Regions from separate parts of the Homo sapiens genome. Here region 1 is linked to region 2. A link is a contact called in ENCODE Hi-C or POLR2A ChIA-PET data. All regions are on one chromosome and are shown on one strand. The core of a region is the stretch at or near the end of the contact, and the rest is flanking DNA. Distances in the headings are between cores, read along the strand shown. Region 1 has its middle 25 kb from the start of AGAP1. Region 2 overlaps AGAP1 (ArfGAP with GTPase domain, ankyrin repeat and PH domain 1).

Region 1 (3,855 bases), core at 410-2,909, 85 kb after region 2:
ATTGTGTTCCACCACCCCAATGCATATGTTGAAATGCTAACCCCCAATCTGATTGTATTTGGAGATAAGGCTTTCAGGAAGTACTTAAGGTTAAATGTCGTTCTAAGAATGTGGTCCTAATCTGATAGGGTTGGTGGCCTTATGGAAGATCTTGTTCTCTCTGTCTTTCTGAGTGCACCAACCAAGAAAATGCCATGCGAAGACATAGCAAGAAAGTGGTCATCTGCAAACTAAGAACACAGCCCTCAGCAGAACCCAATCATGCTGGCACCCTGATCTTGGACTTCCAGCCTCCAGAACTGTGAGAAATAAATTTCAGTTTCTTAAGTCTATAGTATTTTGTTATAGCAGCCCCAACTGACCAAAATAGCTACTGTCTTCCTGGCTTCCTGGCTCTATTCTTGTCTGAGCAATTCCTCCCAGCAACTCATAGGCACAGAACACCATTATAACCCAGCTGGAAAGCAATGTGGCAACATGTTGCAAAAATGGTTATGCCTTTGGCCTTGTCGTTCCAGTCCTGAGTATTTTTAGGAAGCAATTTAACAGGAGGAAAAAACTGCGTACATTGAAAATGCTCCCTGGAATGATATCTTGTAGGTCATCAAATCAAAAGTATTTAACAATATATAACTATCCAACAATAGGGAACTGTGTGTCAACTTGGTAAAATGTGGTACAGTAAGACCGCAAGTAGTAAGGTTATACAGAGATATGGAAAATATATATATATATATATATATATATATATATATATATATATATATATATATATTAGATGCAGTTTCGCTCTTGTCATCCAGGCTGGAGTGCAATGGCATGATCTCCACTCACTGCAACCTCTATCTCCAGGTTCAAGTGATTCTCCTGCCTCAGCCTCCCGATTAGCTGAGATTACAGGCACCCGCCACCACGCCCAGCTAAATTTTGTATTTTTAGTATAGATGGGGTTTCACCACGTTGGCCAGGCTGGTCTCGAACTCCCAGCCTCAAGTGATCCACCTGCCTTGGCCTCCCAAAGTGCTGGGATTACAAGCGTGAGCCACCACACCCTGCTGAAAATAGATTTTATAGTATATAGTTTAAAAAGGCAAAATGCTACAACTTGTGAGTATTTTAATTAGAAATATGAAAAACATGCACCCATGCATAGGAAGATAGGAAGAAAATATGCCAATTAATTAACTTAGGGTGGTGGGATGTTAGGAATTTAAGCAATTTTTCCTTATGCTTGAAGTTTCATTGTTTCTACAGAGAACAAAACAAGGCTTATGCTTGTCAGCCTGCATCCTGAGCAGAGCCTGTTTTTCTCCTCCAGCTAAGAGTTTCCAGACCCACAAGAGGCCTTTGATGCCACAGTCCCATGGGGCTGTATTTTATAATAGAAGAGAATATCCACTTGTTACAGGAACTGCATCCTACACAGCAGTGTAAACCGTCACCGCAGTCCCCCGACAGCCTTCTCTGCACCTTTCCATTAACCTCGCACCTGAGCTCACCTCTGGTTAATAGAAAAACCTCCATAAAGCCTGGAGCCAAGACTAACTTCAATTTTCCACAGCTTTACACTGGCCAGCCATTTCTCACACTGGGGTGTCACATGATTTGCTTCTCATGACAAAATTCCCTGGAACCAGATCCTTCTCTGAGTCAGAGCTGAGTCCTCAAGCTGAGCTGAGTATCGGGTAGCAGGAGGGAGGTTATGCTCAGCCTGGCCATTTTTGACATTGAGACATCAGGAACGGGACTGCCTCCACTTCCCTTCCCAGTGACGGGCAGGAGCATCTCCTGCTTCCGTGTGTGCCGGGGCAGAGTCCATCTGACAGCCCCTAGACTCACAGGGTCTTTTTATCTACATTACTCAGGTGCACGCTGTCCTTCGGAATTAAATTTACACAGGAAGTGGTGAATATTCTCCATTGATACAGCACCTTTATTTACTTTTGAGTCTGTTTTATTTTCAATGTAAACAAATGAATATATGGCAAAAAAAACACCCCAAAAAACACAAAATGATCTAAAGAAAGAAACAAAACTATATCCCCACCCACCAGTTCTACTCACTGGGAGTAATTATTGGCAAATTCCTACGTATCCTCGGGTCTATCTTGTTTGCATATGAGCAAAATCTGTATGAATATTCTGTATACCTTAAAAACAAAACAGGACCAAGTTAGGATCATACTGCGCTTTGTTCTAGCCCTACGCTTTTCACTTAATTATATATCTTGGGGATCTTATCAGCACATATATACTTTAAATTTTTTATTTTTGTGGGTACATGGTAGGTGTATATATTTATGGGGTACATGGGATGTTTAGATACAGGCATGTAATGTGTAATAATCACATTCTGGAGAATGACGTATCCATCCCCTCAAGCATTTATCCTCTGTATCATAAATAATCCAATTATACTCTTATTCTAAAATATACAACGAAATTATTATTGACTATAGTCACCTCATTGCAACACTTTTTTTTTTTTTTTTTTTTTTGAGATGGAGTCTTACTCTGTCACCAAGCTGGAGTGCAATGGCGTGATCTCGGCTTACTGCAACCTCCGATTCCCTGGTTCTCTTGCCTGGCTTCCCGAGTAGCTAGGATTACAGGCATGAGCCACCATGCCCAGCTAATTTTTGTATTTTTAGTAGAGACGAGGTTTCACCATGTTGACCAGGCTGGTCTCAATCTCCTGACCTCGTGATCCGTCCGCCTTGGCCCCCCAAAGTGTTGGGATTACAGGTGTGAGCCACTGTGCCTGGCCAACACATATATTTTTAATGGGTGCATAGTATCTTACTTATAGCTGTAGCATAATTTATTTACATAGACATAATTTATTTAATAGACATTTCAGGGATTTTTCTTTTTTTAAAATAACAAATGCAGCTGCAAGTGAGCATTTTGTGCACATAACTTTGTGCACATTTCAAAGTATATTTGTAGGGAATTTTTTTTTTTTTAAGACAGGGTCTGGCTCTGTCACCCAGGCTGAAATATGATGGCATAATCATGATTCACTACAGCCTCCACATCCTGGGCTTAAGCAATCCTTCCTCCTTAGCCTACTGAGTAACTGGGACCACAGGCACGTACCACCAAACCCGGCTTATTTTTGTATTTTTGGTAGAGATTGGGTCTCACTATGTTGCCCAGGCTGGTCTCGTACTCCTGACGGAGCTGAGGCCAGGTGTTCGAGACCAGCCTGGGCAACATAGTGAGAGGCCAGCCTGAGTCTCCCAGAGTGCTGGGATTACCTGTGTGAGCCACTGTGCCCAGCCTGGTAAATTTTTAATGATGGAAATACTAGGTCAAAGGTAACATGCACTTAAAATGTTGATTTCTGCTGGCAAACTGAATAAACTGCTGTAGTTTATTCTTCTACCATCAATGTGTGAACCTACCAGATTTTCCACATTCTAGCAAATGATGCATGCAAACTGTTTAATTTTCCCAATGATAGTTGAAAAGTGGCCTCTTCCATTATTTAATGATGATACTATCATTATTTAATTTGCATTTTCTCAATTCTGAGGTTAAACATCCTTTAATGTATTTGTTGGCCATTTATATCTTTTTGGTTCAGTGAAATGCCCTGTTCTTGACACATTTTTTTCCTCTTGGGTTTTTGTCCTTCTATATTATTTTATTAAGGAAATTAGCTCTTTTTCTGCTTGTAGATTATAAATCTGGTTTTTTTGTTTGTTTGTTTTACCATTTGAAGCCTGTTTATTAGATTATTTTTCACAAAGAGGAAATTTTAAATTTTTATTTAGCAATTTGAACAATTGTTCTCTGTTTTTTAAGTTCTTGCATTGGTTTTTAGGTTTTGCATTGATTTATCTCCATTCC
Region 2 (4,419 bases), core at 1,581-4,080:
AACCAGAGTATTGGAAAGGAAGACCACCTTCCACTGAACTCAGCAGAAGGCTCCTGATGCCTTCCCTCCCCCAAGGTGCCTGGTCAGAGCAGAAAACAGGTAAACGGTTAGGCACTCATGGCCCTCTGCTGAAGCCCTTCTCTGGTTTGTGTCACCCCAAAGTCCCCCAAGACTGCCTTGTCCCATCCTGAAGACCTAGGTGTGGGCAGCCTGGACGAGACTGGCCTGGGCCTTGGGGTCAGTGTCCCTCCTCTCTCTTCTGTAGCCACTGGAGCAAAGGGTAGCCCCAGAATGCAGAAGGCAGGTATAGGCCAAGGACAAAGGGGACCCAGGGGGTCACAGGCTTGTTCTTGGACCTGGACCTGGGGGCTGATCAGTGGCCTGGACAGAAAGGGTGCTCTGTGATTGGCCAAGGCATGAGGGGGCAGCTCTGAGGAGCTGCTGCAGGTGTGCAGGCCACGGTCCACCAGGCTGGCTCCCTCCCACATGCACAACCCTTCTTCAGGTCTCAGTGCCCCCGTCCATCCTTCTGGAGGCTTCCAGAAGCCAAGCTGGAGGCATTGCTCTCCTGCAGGATGCTGTTTCTCCCTCACATGTCCCACGTGCCCCACAGGCAGAAACACAAGGACACAGCAGATAGGTCTACATCGCTTTGTTTTTGAGGTCTAAGTATTGCTTTGCCTCATTGTGTACATGGCCCAGAGCAGGTGCCCCAAATATTCCTCAGCCAATCAACCAACCAACCAATCAATGCCCTGCACAAACCTGCAAACTCAGGCCTCACACACATGGCATGACCCCGAACCAAGTCACTATTTAACTTCTGTAACTCAGAAATGAGTGATGACCCCCAAAGTCTCCTCTCCTGAGCACTTCAGCCAACCAGGGCTTCACTACGGTCTGAATCACAGAAGGAGACTGACAAGGCCAAAGCAGAAGTTCAAAAATGTGGTTTGGGCCAACTTCCTTATATTCTGCCAAAAGGAATCTGATGAAAAGACCCCAAGGCCTGCATAGCTCATGCACAGCCCGGCCTCCAAACATGACTACCTCTTCCTGCTGCAGGACAGCTGGCGGTGGCAGAGGGAACATGACATAAGCTGCCTTCGCTTGCAGCCAGTGACCCCCATGCCGGCCCCAGTCCAGCCCTGGATGTGCCTGGAGAGTGTGCCCCACATGCCTATTCCCTGAGCTCCACCCATCCACCTGCTTGAGGTCCACGTGTGTCACTGGCAGGAACCAGCCATCTATGAGCATCTTCCTGTGCAAGTGGCCAGGCTTTGCAGACTGGACTGGGGACTGCCTTTACTCAGACACTAGAAATGGAGACCAACGAACACAAAGAGACAGGGCAGGGCGGCAGGTTCTGTGCATCACAGAAGTGGGTGGGAGCGGCAAGAAGGATGGCACTGCAGGGCGGGCAAGCCTCTGGCTCCTTTAAGAAAGACTTTAGAAACATCCATCTGGAAAGAAGAATCAGCAACCCCTGTGCCTCTGCCTAGGAGCATCCAGGCTGACCCTGGCGGCCGCGCTCTCCTCATCCCAGCCCCACCCCACGATGCTGAGAAGGCAACTGCTCCACCTCCTCTCCAGGACCCTCTACAATTGAACTGGCTGGAGAGAAAGCATTGTTTGAAAAACTCAAGAAACAATTCTGGCCAGGCACCGTGGCTCACACCTGTAATCCTGGCAATTTGGGAGGCCAAGGCAGGCGAATCACCTAAGGTCAGGAGTTTGAGACCAACCTGGCCAACATGGTGAAACCTTGTCTCCACTAAAAACACAAAAATTAGTCAGGCATGGTGGCAGGCGCCTGTAATCCCAGCTACACGGGAGGCTGAGGCAGGAGAACTGCTTGAACCTGGGAGGCAGTGAGCCAAGACTGCGCCACTGCACTCCAGCCTGGGCAACAAGAGCGAAACTCTGTCTAAAAAAAGAAAGAAAGAAAGAAATGGTTCCGTGATTTTAAAAGGGAAAGGAAAGAGAAGAAAGAAACAGCTCCAAGTGGCATCAAGGCATTTTTCAAGGCACTTGGAACCTCCAACCACAGGCGTGTAAATGGACCATCCTCCCTAAAGCTGGAGCCCTTCTGGTGGTTTCCTGAAAGGCACTGGGAACAGCAGGCCCACATGCAGCAGGGGCTTCTGATTAAAGGGCTGTAACACAGCAGCATGGCCTGGCGTTTTCTTTCCTTCCCAGGAAATCAATGCCCGGGCACAGGTGCCCCATCTCTACTCTGGGGTTGTCAAGAGCTCACCCCTGGGCCCTGGGAGGGACCTCAAAACAAATGTCACTTGGCCCAGTCACATGCAAACTTCCCAAATAAGAAACCCAAATAAATGGTGCGGAGCAGCTAAGCAGGCCACTCTCTGCTTCAGCGTGAGCACCGTAAGGCAGGCTGGACCACGCTAATTAAAATGAGATGCTCAAGATCAGAGTTCCTAATTACCTGCCAAATTAATGTGCTGTCTTATAGGCTCCTTCTGCTTCTCCCAAAAGTCCTACCTTCACTCAACCTTTCTATTTTTGAAGATCACTTTCCCCAGAGCCCTTCGGCAGGTCTCCTGCAGTGACTGGGTGGTATTAGTTACAAATAAGCTTCCCTAAATTTCTGGCCAGAGGTGAGTCACACAGAAAACCTTTGTCCACCCAGTAAGGGGTCCAGGAGGGCTGACCTCAGAGGGCTGGTCTTGGCACACGCCGCACCACGGGGTGGGGTGGGAGGCGGAGGCAACCGTGCTTCGGGATCCTTACGTGGAAGTTCCTTTCACTTATCAAGTGAATCAAGCCATTGTCGGGTGGAAATACGACGTCAGTTGCTCAGCATGAGGAGTGCCACTTACGAATGTCACATGTGCTCAGAGGTGCCCTGAACGCTCCTCTCCTGCACCCCACCCTCACCTGCTTGAGACTCTGGCAGTTGGCTCCCTCCAAATCCAGGGCCCTGGAGGCAACTTTCCAAATGCTGGCTCCAGACGTAAACTGTACCTGGGTCACCAGGGACCAGGCTCCACTTCACGCACAAATGCCACACCCCCAAATGTGAGCCAACAGGCCAGAGAGATGCGTGGACTCGCCTTCTTAATATTGACAATGATGATTCTAGCAGAAGCAATTGTTTACTAACTACTCACCATGTGCTAGTGACCTCAAATCAGTTCTTAACTAATCCTAGCAACACAATCATGTAGTTTTTAAAACTAGCTGTGGGATTAAAGGAGAAGTATGTAAACAACTATGTTTTATTAAAAATTCACAGGAACATCGTGACCTGACCAAGACAAAAAAAAACCCAACTTCCTCTGACCCCCACTGCCTCCCAGATGTCCAGTCGTTGGTCATCTCTTGATCTCAACCCCCTCCTCTTCCCCCAGCCCTTAATATAAAAAGCCTAAAATCTGTACTGACTTAAGACAGTACTTGAGAATGTTAGTTCACCATCTTCTTGGTTTTCAAATATACCTGCTGTTTCTCCCACCAACCCTTGTCTCTCAAGTCTGGCTTTCGAGTGGTGAGTAGCTGACTGTATATTCAGTTATAGTATTAATGCTACTTGCAGATGAAATAAAGCAGAGGCTCAGAGGAACCACCCAGCTAGGGAGCTGACTGAAAACTGAAACCCAGATGTGGCTGTCCCCATACCCTTCACTGTGTCACACACACAATCAGATGCACATGTGTGGATGTATGTGTGTGAGAAGTTACGACCAAGGCAGGCGCTGCCTCTCTGCACTCCTTGAGCCCACAACAAGGCCTCCAATGCTCTGCAGAGTCAGAACCCGGCTCAGCAGAGAGAGATGGGGCCCATCACACTCTGTCAGGCACTGCATTCTGCAGCTGGCTTTCTGAAACTCAACTCTCTCCACTTTGGCCACTGCTCTCTCCTCACTCTTCACCTCTCTGAACTCTCCTGGTCTCCTTTTCCTCCATTCTCTGGGTTAAGCCTCTCTGCATCCCTCACCCACAACCCAGCTCCAAACCTCTGCCAGGTGTGTGTGCACCTGCCCATACGCCGCATCCCCAGTGCCTGGCCAATGGGAGCAGCATCCCCCTACACACATTGCGGGTGAGCTCATGAGGGCAACTGAATCCAGGTGTGAATGAAGGAGTAGCAGAAAAAATCCCACACTTCCCAGGAAGTCCATTTCCCAGTGCTCTGCACTGCACTCAAGCAGCCAATGGCTCTACTTGACTTAGTTGGTCTTCCTGACCTCCAACAATGCCAAGCCTTAAACACATAATGAAATCCCACTTGCATTATAACGACACCAAGGCAGCACTCCAAACCTGGCTTCCTAAGCTACTTCCAGTTATTAAATGTCCCCGATAGGATTTCTTGGCACCAATGTCTCTCTCTTTCCTGCAGAAACTGTATTTCTCAACACCAGCAATAAGCAGAACTGCAGGTGGTTCTCAGAA

What was found. A loop is a pair of places that touch in the nucleus more often than their neighbours do. ChIA-PET counts read pairs that join two places held with the same protein, here RNA polymerase II (POLR2A). Pooled maps may share reads with other maps.
Region 1: a loop to region 2 is called in a pooled map, with 2.0 times the contacts of the local background. The contact joins two enhancer-like sites. A Hi-C loop is called at or near these places in 2 of 50 pooled maps. POLR2A ChIA-PET finds 5 or more read pairs at or near these places in 2 of 52 experiments (H1 and PC-9).

The regions. Positions count from the first base shown.
Region 1 is chr2:235,466,980-235,470,834 of GRCh38, reverse strand. No RefSeq gene overlaps it. Among named protein-coding and RNA genes, the nearest start is that of AGAP1, 25 kb to the left of the region's middle. Within about 2 kb of position 1,659, at least 6 of the 41 ENCODE cell types and tissues checked have a DNase peak (open chromatin) inside an H3K27ac peak, as active enhancers do; they include PC-9, where a contact is called at or near this core.
Region 2 is chr2:235,552,207-235,556,625 of GRCh38, reverse strand. The region is part of intron 1 of AGAP1 (ArfGAP with GTPase domain, ankyrin repeat and PH domain 1); the gene reads right to left. Among named protein-coding and RNA genes, the nearest start is that of TNRC17, 36 kb to the right of the region's middle. Within about 2 kb of position 2,830, at least 3 of the 41 ENCODE cell types and tissues checked have a DNase peak (open chromatin) inside an H3K27ac peak, as active enhancers do; they include PC-9, where a contact is called at or near this core.